2 separate regions of the Homo sapiens genome follow, and region 2 is linked to region 1. Evidence: chromatin loops called from intact Hi-C (ENCODE). Cell type or tissue: GM12878. All regions are shown on one strand. Links, peaks and the distances in the headings refer to the core of each region. The heading gives the core; the rest is flanking DNA. Region 1 has its middle 97 kb from the start of LINC02304. Region 2 has its middle 30 kb from the start of LINC02304.

What was found. A loop is a pair of places that touch in the nucleus more often than their neighbours do. Peaks named below come from ENCODE experiments on the same cell type or tissue, not always from the same donor. Only the 100,000 strongest peaks of a DNase experiment are listed, where the experiment ranks them.
Region 2: it touches region 1 in a loop (2.6-fold over the local background); 2 of 110 quality-filtered maps call a loop at or near these places.

The regions. Positions count from the first base shown.
Region 1 is chr14:97,249,604-97,254,989 of GRCh38, forward strand. No RefSeq gene overlaps it. Among named protein-coding and RNA genes, the nearest start is that of LINC02304, 97 kb to the left of the region's middle. In GM12878, for the core only: no CTCF peak of the experiment used is centred there; a DNase peak (open chromatin) is centred at 2,340.
Region 2 is chr14:97,182,316-97,187,701 of GRCh38, forward strand. No RefSeq gene overlaps it. Among named protein-coding and RNA genes, the nearest start is that of LINC02304, 30 kb to the left of the region's middle. In GM12878, for the core only: a CTCF peak has its summit at 3,062 (motif pointing right); no DNase peak of the experiment used is centred there.

The sequences.
Region 1 (5,386 bases), core at 139-5,138:
TAGGCAGACTTGATCACAAGCTGGGGTGCAATGTTTATAAGCAGAGTTTTTGGAGGATTTCAGCTTCCTCAATCAAGCATCTTTTTGCAGTACACAACCTGACCAACTGTTCATGGTGGTCCTGCGTAAAACAGATAGTTTAAAATTTGTAAGGATATAAGTTCAATGCCACATTTGTTTTTCTGTGTAAACATTGACTTTTATATTTTTGTAGGATTTTATTATGTATCAAGCACTTTTAAATCAGCCTTTGATTTTCATTATAAAAGTAATATATACCCTTTATCGCAAATTTGGAAAACACAGAAAACTATTAAAAAGCCAGTGACTATGATCTATTACCCTATATCCATTTTCTTTCTTTTTCTCTTTTTTGAGACAGGGTCTTTCTCTGTCACCCAGGCTGAAGTGCAGTGGTATGATCATGGTTCACTGCAGCCTCAACCTTGTAGACTCAAGTGATCCACCCAGCTCAATCTCCAGAGTAGCTGGGACCACAGGCACGCATCACCACACCCAGCTAATTTTAAAACTTTTTGTAAAGATGGCTGGTCTTGAACTCCTGGGCTCAATCGATCCTCCTGTCTGCCCTCTCAAAGTGCTGGGATTACAGGCATGAGCCACAGCACTTGACCTCTCCAATATTAGTTCCTGCTTATTTTAGTAGATTTTCACTCTTGCCTCTTAAATGTGTTTATAACCTATCCTAGTAGCTAGTATTTCATTTGATGATCTCATAAAAACTGTTAGGTAATCTCATAAATAATGATTATGCCCATTTTAGAGACTATTAAATAAGGATATGGGAATTGGAGCACTGAGCAGGAAACCGTGGAGAATAAGCTGGCAGTAGAGAAGGTGGTGCTGAGAAAGTTGCTTTAATGAAGGTGTCTGCACCCTTCCCCCATTCCCCAGGTTCTATCTTAGTGCTTTGTCACTAAGTGACCCTGTGACTGCGCCTTCTGCAAAGTCCGCTCTCTGTGACTAGCTGGACAGAAATGCTGGAGTGCAGTTTCCAGGTTGGCTTCGTCCATTCATTCACTGAATGGGTTTAGTGACAGAATCCTCATAAGATACGTGTGTCTGGGATAGAATATGTGATCAACACACGTGAACTAGTGTCACCAGCATTATTATTTTTGTATTTACTACATCCTAGGCACTGGTTGGCTGCTTTGAATTCGCTGTCTTACTTAATCTTAAAGGCTATCCGGTTAGGAAGCCAATGTTACTATTTTTTCCCCCATTTTCCAGATGGTAAAATGAAGATTAGAGAGGTAAAATGAGAGCTGAAGGAAGTAGCTATAAGTGGCCAAAACAGGTCTAGAAGTGAGGTCTCTTGTGCTTTCTCTGCAGCCATAACTGCCTTCAGATCAGGGTCTAGCACACCGGGGAGAGTTCTGGATCCTTCCGGGGCTTTTGCCTGCAGAAAGCAGTGAACATGACAAACTTTCCTGTCTGCCATTTCCCCGGGCATAGCACTGTGACTAAAATGGGCCTGTCTAGCTTGGAAGTAATCATAGTGTAATTTGAGGACAACGCCACTTGGGGTGGCCTTCTGTATGGATGTATTACCTGGAGATGCTGGAAATGAGAAACAGTCTGTTTATAATAAAAATGAGCCTCATCCTCCATTTACTTTATCCATTTGAGCCTAAGTGGATCTAAAGATATTTTTGAAAGACTTACAAATACATATAATGTGCTCCGAAGAATTGCTTTATAAGAAAATAAAAGAAAGTCATTTACAGGTTAAGTAGGGGCAGACTCAACATATTTTTAAACCTCTAAACTTAAAGATGTTTAACATGGAATTCTAGTGGATCCTAGTTTGCTCAAATATGCCACAAAAACACTGGAACTGGATTTAATACAAAATTACTGTCAATACGTTTCCTCCCATGAAAATGACCCCTCTTTCCCAGTGCTGGGTAGTTTGAGATGAACCCCTAAGCCACAGGAGCACCTCTAAGAGCTGGTGTTTCCTGTTTTTTCAGGATATCCAGGTCTCCACTATCAAAAAATTGACCACTAAAACCACTTCCTTGACTCCACGCTCACTCCAACTATGACACAATTTTTTTTTTCTTTTCACGGCCAAGCCTCTAGAGTTTTCAATGTTTTGTTTTTCCATTTACTCCTCACTCTATTGCAGTCTGGCTTCCTCTGGTTGTATTGCTTTAAAGCCACCACTTTTTAGTAACCAGGTCCAGAACGAGCGATTGGTAGGAGATGGCCAATGAAGTGGCAGTTTTGCCCCCAGTCTCCAAATAGGACCCACAGAAACCACTGCTACTTGATGATAGAATCCTTTTCAGAATCTTTTTGAAGATCGTCTCCCTCCAGTGGTCAGAGCTGGCTGAGGACGGTGACACCTGTTCACCAGCCTGGGTTCTGCTGGAGCCATCCCTCAGGCAGAAAGCAGAGAGGCGGTGCTATAAGTGAAGGGACCACAGAGAGAGGTGGGCTCCCATGTTGGCCCACACTTAGTAGAAAATGGGTTTGGGCAGGTTTTCTCTGGGCCTTCGTTTTCTTCAAAAGGGAAGAGCAACAGATTTGACAACTCAATAAGCAGTTAACTATTTTTATCAGCACAGAAAACCACAGTAAAATGCAACCATTGTCAGTAAGCAGCTGGGTAATAGCACTTCTTGCACGTCTTGTCCTGGTTTTATTCTCTTCTGCTCATGGAACTTGGTGGACATAGTAGGCCCTGCCAAGCTGACCTATGCCAGTCCAATGCACAGAGCATTGACTTACAAAGCAGGATGCCAGCTTATTAGCTTTCAGTTATGATTCTAATTATGTGGTGAAATTTATTTGTGCATTTGCTATACAAGGTGCCCTCTCTTTGCCAGACACCAAATTACTGTATACAACAGGGGATAGACTTGGCGGGGAAACTCAGCATCTCCTGTACTCTACAGAGGGCATTTAGTTCCAGGTGCTCACCTCAACTCAGGAATCCAAATTAGACAGCATAAGTGAGTTTCTGAGGGACAGTCTCATCTCACCATTGATTGAACCCCCAAAGAAAGGTTTGGTGGCTCCTTTCCAGCTCTTTCTGCCTTGAAAATGTTATGAATCACAGTGAATTATTTATCTCAAGCAGTTTTCTCAAGATATCTTTGCATTTAGACAATGTCAGGCAATTTGCAAGGTGTTTTCACGTACATGCATTATAGATAGGCAGGACTGAGATTTGTATATATCATTCATTCACTCAATAAAACAGTTATTGAAAGCCTGGACATTTCAGGACTTGCCCAAAACCACTAAGTATTCTGGTTATCCATTGCTGCATGCCAAACCCAACATTCATGGTGAGTGTGAGTTTGCAGTTTGGTCAGGACTTGGTCAAGAAGAGATCTCTCTGCTTCATAATGTTGAGGCTTCAGCTGGAAACAGTTGTCAAACAGTGGGGAGGTGGAATTCTCTGCAGGTTTCTTCACTTACAGGTCTGGGGCCAGGGCTGGGGTGACTTGAAGCCTGGGCTTGGCTGGGATTGTTTGTCTGAGCACCTCCATTCACCAGCCTCCCAATATAGCTTGGGCTTCCTCACAGCATGGTGGTCTTGAAGCAGTCAGACTTATTACATAGAAGCCCAGTGTTTAAAAAGTGAGTATTCCAGTGAACAAGGCAGAAGTGAAATGGCTTTTTTGAGGTCCAGCTTCTGAAGTCGCATAGTATCATTTCCACTATTCTAACCTCTATTGGTGGAAACAGATACAAACCCATTCAGACTCAAGTGTTGGAGACATAGACCCCACCATAGGAAAGCAGTGATAAAGAATTCATGGCATGTTTTAAAAGTACTACATCAAGTGTCAGGACAAGACCCAGCTTAATTACTCCAAATCCAGGTTTGTACGAGTTAGGTTAGTGGGAGTTATGGTGGAATGCTACAGGATTTAGCCATGGGTAGAATTTGTTTCAAACCCTAGATCTTTTACCTATTAGGTGTGTGATCACAGACAAATATCTTTCCTCTCTGAGTTTCAGTTTCCTAATCTATAAGATGAGGAAACGACAATTCTAATTTTAGTCCATTTTGTGACAATTCAATTAAATGAGGCTTGTCAAAAGCTAACATCGTGTTTGGCACAGAGTAGGTGCTTAATAATTAGGAACTGTTAAAAAACACGATTTAAAAATACCCATTTAACAGCAATGTAACAAATGTTATTATTATTCTTATCATTGTTACTGTTATGAATCACCTATGACATAATAAACTCAAGCAATATTTCTTTTTTCTTTCTTTCTCCATGGTTCTAGCTCCTGATGTGACTTTCACTTCTGAGCCTAAAATCTCCACCTCCTCCTTGTGTCTCTGTAGTCCTGGGGAGGAGAGGAGAGTTGGTTTCCTTTTTTGCTAACCTCTGGTTACTTTACTTCCTCTATTTGATCTCTTGGCTTCGTCTATCATCCTTACAACTAATTCACTGTCACACCGTGGTTCTGCTTCAACTATCTAGAAGATCTGTTTTCCTGAGGGAATCCTGACTGATACAATATTCCAAATGCGTAGAGGCTCTGCTGGGGAGGACTAAGAGGAGTGGGGCGGTGGATTTGGATAAGAACACCAGGCATCTGCCTCCCTTCCTCCTTCTGTGTCTCCTTCACTTTTTTCTTTTGTGTCCGCCCTCCTTTCTTATCTTGTATTTTTCATTTTTTCTTTTATAAAGATGGAACATCATATAACAATCTTCTGCAACTTGCTGTTTTCACAATAACTCTTCAAGCCAATGCACATAACTCTAATTCATACAGTTCTAATTCATTTAAAGAGAGTGCCATGATAATCCACATTATGCACACCCCTTAATACATCTATCCATTTTTTGTATGGATATTCTGTAGTTTATAGAATTTGGGGGTGAGGTTTGCTACAATAAGCAGTTCTTAATTAGCCATACAATTTTTATGCACAAATGTCTTTACATATTTCTTTCTTCATTTCTGTAGTATGGGTTTCCAAAGGTAGAATGACTGGATCAAATAGTATGTACATTTTTTAATTTAAAAAATATCACCAGATTACTTTCTCCAAAAGCTGTATCATTTACCCTCTCTTTAGCAATTAATTTCCATGAGTTATTCATTATGGAAAGACCTCTGCTCATATGTTTGTAATAAGCAATACCAGGCTTGGTACTCGGTGTGGGCTATTCAGTGAAGCAAGGATTTGGAGAATGGAGAAGAAGAAAATAAAAGTGATGCCCAAAATTGCTGACTGAAACGTATTTTATTATTTGTGGGTTTGTTCTCCCTACCCCACCCTACCCCTGCATTCTATAAAAAGTCAACCTTAAATAAAGGCCTTCTCTCTCCAGATTTTCCATCCTCTAATCTGTGAGTCCATGTAGGTGTCCTTGATATATTT
Region 2 (5,386 bases), core at 202-5,201, 67 kb before region 1:
AATAGATGCTTCTCTTTCACACCTTAAGGCATCTAGGATAACTTTCTTTCTTGTTTTCTAAAATTTTTTAAATGTTTAAAATCCTTAATAGCATAATGAAGATGAAGTCTCTGGAAAAAGAGCAAAAAATCTCAAGAAAAAAACAAAAGCAGGCTGACATGATGACAGAGAGGCAAAAATAGAAAGCTTAAATAAGAAAATAATGGAAGGAAACACAGAGAGAGCAAGATAATAAAATCTACATAGGTTTTAGGATGAAAAACAGCAAAATTGACGTTAAAGAAATTTTCATGTGGAAATTTCTTTAGGATCTCAGGATGTGGAAGAGAAGCCTGAGAATCCTCCTAGACTGAAGATGCAAAGAAAAAGGTAAAAATGTTGAGAGAGTACATGATAAACATGGAGAACAGAGAAAAAAGAGCAAATATTGTACACTTTAAGGAAGAGATCAGGACAGTAGAAATATAAGTTATAATAAAGATGTTGGAGAAAATTTCTAAAGCTGAATAAAGAACTAAGAGTTCAGGCCTAAAGGGGACACAGTGGCCTTGTTTTAAAGATGTGACATTGATAATTAAGGCCAAGCGAGGGAAAAGAACTTGGTCAGGTTTGCAAGATAGGTTGGGTGGTACCTCTCTTATTTTCTTATTTGCCCTGTGCACGTGGGTGTGCAAGGAAAGAGAGAGATGGAAATAGCAGAGAGGAAAAGAATTCAAGGGAGAAATCATCTCAAACATGGCAGTGGGCTCCATGATTAAGACCCTGGTATCAGGCAGGCCTGGCCTGCTTTCCAGCTCCATCACCAACTAGCCAGGAAGTCTTGAGCAGGTCATCTCACTCCTCTGGGACCCGCTTCTCTCTCACACATAAAATAGAGTAAAAGTAGTTGGACCCTCATCATAAGGTTCTCATGAGAGTCTAGTGAGCTAAGGCATGCAAAGCTTTTAATACAGTGGCAGGTACAGAGTAAGCACTTCAAAGAGGTTAGCTACTGTTTCTGATATTTAGAGAGAGAGAGAGAGAGAGAGACAGAGACAGAGAGAGAAAGAAATATGCAGGCAAAGGCTGGATGTGAATGGTCTTAGCCATCTCAGGTTAAAGAATAAGACAAAGGCAAGCAAGACATCAGAGCTTTAGGGAAGTCAAATCCAGGGTTCTGTTCTGCAGGGTAAAGTACATGGGGCAAGGGCATTAATGAAGCACTTCTAGTGGTGGGCATGAATTCTGCATCTCAGCATCCTGGGCCTTCAACCAGGGCCACCATCTCTTTATCCTGCTGTGACATCAGCAAGGTGGCAGGCCCCTGGAGCACAGGTAGGCCTACGGGCTTTCCTATGTGTCCCACCAGAAGTTCCAGATGGTGTAGATGTGCACCAGGCAAGGGGAACACTGGTGTAGCTAGGCTTTAATGACCCAGTTGAGACTAAGCTGCTTTCCCATGGGAGGAAGGCCTGCTCGAGATTCTACACACCCTAAGCTAGACTTCTAGTTTAAGGAGGACTGAAGTCTTCAATCATATCACTTTAAATATACAATGACAAGTCACTTTGGAGAGTCACAAATGTTTTGAGCTGGAAAGAATATTTGAAATTGGGTAGTTAACTGCTCCCATCCCATATCCCAGAGGCGGGAAATTGGGTGCAGGCTGTGGAAATGACTTTGTTAAGCATACACGTCTCCTAATGGCAGGAGGCTAGAACCCAGGGAATCCTATCATGTCATTGATCGAGAATTTGGGTTACGAAGGATTTGTGGTTCCATGGGTTCATTCAGTCTTTCTGACAGAAAGACTGCATCTTTCTGCATCTTATCTGATGCAGATAGAACAGCAATGACTATTCCTGTGTAATTATGAGCAAAGTAAAGCTGCGGGGTTTGTTCTCATAGCTAGTAAGTTGCAATGCTGGGACTAGAATCCAGATCTCAGGACACCCAGACCAACATAGTTTCTACTTAGAATAACCACCCCTCTGGAATTTCAGAAAGAAAATTCTGTGTGCATTTCATTATGATTATATGGCATAACCCTCCTATAAGTTAATGAATCTTTAAAGGGTACAATCAAGAATGAATGAGTTGATTGATAAATGAGCAAATGGTTGCATAAATGAATGAATTGGTTAAATTCTGGGAGAAATAAAATAGATATTCTCATTAAAATTTCAATTGACCTATTAAATGCAGGATCCCCTGGGTCCTCTCTTTCTAGCTGACCTACAAAGCAATGAGGAAATGTTATTGTAGAAATGCCAAATTCTATCCACATTCTCCACTTATTCTTCTCATTCTAGTCTCTTTAAGACAGAATTTCAAGTATAAGCTAACCAGGGGCCTCCCCTCACCCCCCTCATAATTATTATATTATTATATGAGAGATTTGTGGAATTATAGCATCTCTTTTTTGGAAGGAACAGAAGAGAGCTTTCCTTCTGAAGAGAGAAAAGGAAAATGGTTGGTACAGTCCAAAAAGCCTAAGACTTGGGAGTCTCTAGTTATGTGAAAGGATTTAAGAAAATAATATATATTTTTAATGATTCCTCACTCAAAGAAGATACTTGGTTGATTTTAATTGGAGGACTTATGTTCTTCCAAGTCATTAGAGCCAGAGCCCTTAGCTTCACAACTTTGGTATCTTGCAAAAGCGTTTTGAAGTTTATCTTGTGCACTCCAATTCTTAATCTTTTGAATGTCACCTCCTTCGTGAAGCCTTCTCTGATAGCTTCCTTTCCTTTGTCCAGATCAAATAATCACTCTCTACTCTGCACCCTTCTTGAACCCTCTACATTCTTTAATAATTGCAGTGTTTTCCAGAGGTACCCATAAAGGTCCCTCAGTGGCAAACAACAGAACCTAACTCTGGATGACTTTTGCAGAAAAAAGTTAATTTGGACGTTTGAAAGTCAGAAGGAAGGCTGAACAATTAGAATTTGAGAGGATGAGAACTGGACCAACCACCACTGTCGGAATGCATAAGTTTTGTTCATTTTCTTTCCTGTGTCATTCCACTCCGGATTGTCTGAGCTTGTGTACGCCACCTGCCCTTTTCTTGGCCAGAAGATGGCAGAGTTCCTCAACTGACCCGACCCTCCCATCCAAATCTATCTGCTGTTTCTAGAAGATGGGGATGGGTAAAGTGAGAGAGAGGTTCACAGTCCCACCCCCATGGTGTTAATTGTTGACATATGTGTTTGTCCTCTAACCCCGCAAGACTCTGAACATCTTGAAAGCAGGAACTGTGTTTTCTTCAGATGTTCAATTCATGTGAGTCAACATCTCAATGGTGTCAAGGTAATACAAAGAGTATGGCCAAAGAAGGTAGACAGGGCTACTGCCTACCAGATGCAAATGTCTTTTCCAGCCATCTCTGAGAGATTCTCTATGAACACAGATCTGACACCCTTAAGAAGAATCTAAAAGAGCAGCACTGAGCTAATATATTCCATCTTCCTTCAGGTTCTTTTTAGGGGGAGATATAGGATGGCGATAACCTAATGCGACATCTTTTTGTTTCTAGAAGAACTCTGGTAAGTGATGAATGGATGTTAGGGTTTCCAGAACTACCAGAACTAGGTTTCCTTTTCTTTTTTCCTTCCTGCTGCTGAGAATTTATTTCTGGTAGTCATTAAAATTCTGCTCCTACCATTTGTAACAAATGATAGAAAGCACTAGGTACAGTATGTGGAGTATATGTTTATGAAAACGAGAGACGAGTACCTTCCAACACTTTGGGATTTTATGAATGATTTACATCAGGTGCTAAAGTTCACAAATGAAACGTGCGGGAAGCAGATGCTTCGCTTCTTGACTGCATCGTGCCTGCCCATACTGATGGGGAATTGAAAACAGTGAGGTCTCATAAATCAACAAAATCTATTTTTGTGCCTCTTGATCTCCACTCTGAACATCCATATAATACCCAAACAAATGTGCTGAAATTAGTTCCTCAAGAAGCCCTTTATGTTTAGTAACAGTGTGGACATGTTAATAAAAAGAAGAGAGGAATAAAAGTGGACTGGTGGGGGGAGAGGGAAGGCACGGGGATGTGAGTGAAAGAAAACCAAACCTCAGAGTAGATGAACTCTTCCAGAACACTTATTTTTGGAGAATGGGAAAGGAAGTGTGGTGCTGTGCAGAACAGATGAGGAGGACCCGCTCTGGCCATCCTGGGGCTTCCCTAATTTGGAAAGAGAGTTGATCCGGGTAAAGGAGCGTTGTTGAATTGCAAATGAAAAAGAACTCACATCTGGAAATGAACTTTAGTTGGCAATTGGAAAATCATGGAAAGATACTTGTAAGGAAGACAGGGAGCTGATGTTTTGTACTTTTTTCTCCTCTCTCTCTCTTTCTCATTGTTTCTTTCTTTCCTTCCTTTCTTTTTTTCCTCCCTCCCTCCTCCCATCTGCCCCTCCCCTCTCCTCCCCTCTCTTTCTTTTCCCTTCCCCTCCCTCCCTCCCTCCCTCTCTCCCTTCCTTCCTTCCTTGTTCCCTCCCTCCCTCCCTTCCTTCCTTGTAAAATATGGTCTTATAGGAAACATGGTGACTCTGTACAAGAAAAAAGTAGAGCTTTCTTCAGAGTTCTATGCTGGGCCAGGCTCTGTGGAGTAATACACACGATTGTTTTTCTCATCTTGGTATCTCTGCCCCCATCCTGGCTCCAATTCTTTGAGTTTCTCCTCTGATTATTATAAAAAGTCTAGTCTATCACCCTAAATTTGCACTTTAGCATCTTACATGTCTCTTTCATTGTTTCATGTTTTATCGAATCAGTAGAATTTCCAATTTCTTAAAGGCAGAGACTTTGGGGCAGATAATTTGTTATTTCTTTTTTTATTATACTTTAAGTTTTAGGGTACATGTGCACAATGTGCAGGTTTGTTACATATATATACATGTGCCATGTTGGTGTGCTGCACCCATTAACTCATCATTTAACATTAGGTATATCTCCTAACGCTATCCCTCCCCCCTTCCCCCACCCCACAACAGGCCCCGACGTGTGATGCTCCCCTTCCTGTGTCCATGTGTTCTCATTGTTCAATTCCCACCTATGAGTGAGAACATGCGGTGTTTGGTTTTTTTGTCCTTGCGATAGTTTGCTGAGAATGATGGTTTCCAGCTTCATCCATGTCCCTACAAAGGACATGAACTCATCCTTTTTTATGGCTGCATAGTATTCCATGGTGTATATGTGCCACATTTTCTTAATACAGTCTGTCATTGTTGGACATTTGGGTTGGTTCCAAGTCTTTGCTATTGTGAATAGTGCCGCAGTAAACATACGTGTGCATGTGTCTTTATAGTAGAATGATTTATAATCCTTTGGGTATATACCCAGTAATGGGATGGCTGGGTCAAATGGTATTTCTAGTTCTAGATCCCTGAGGAAT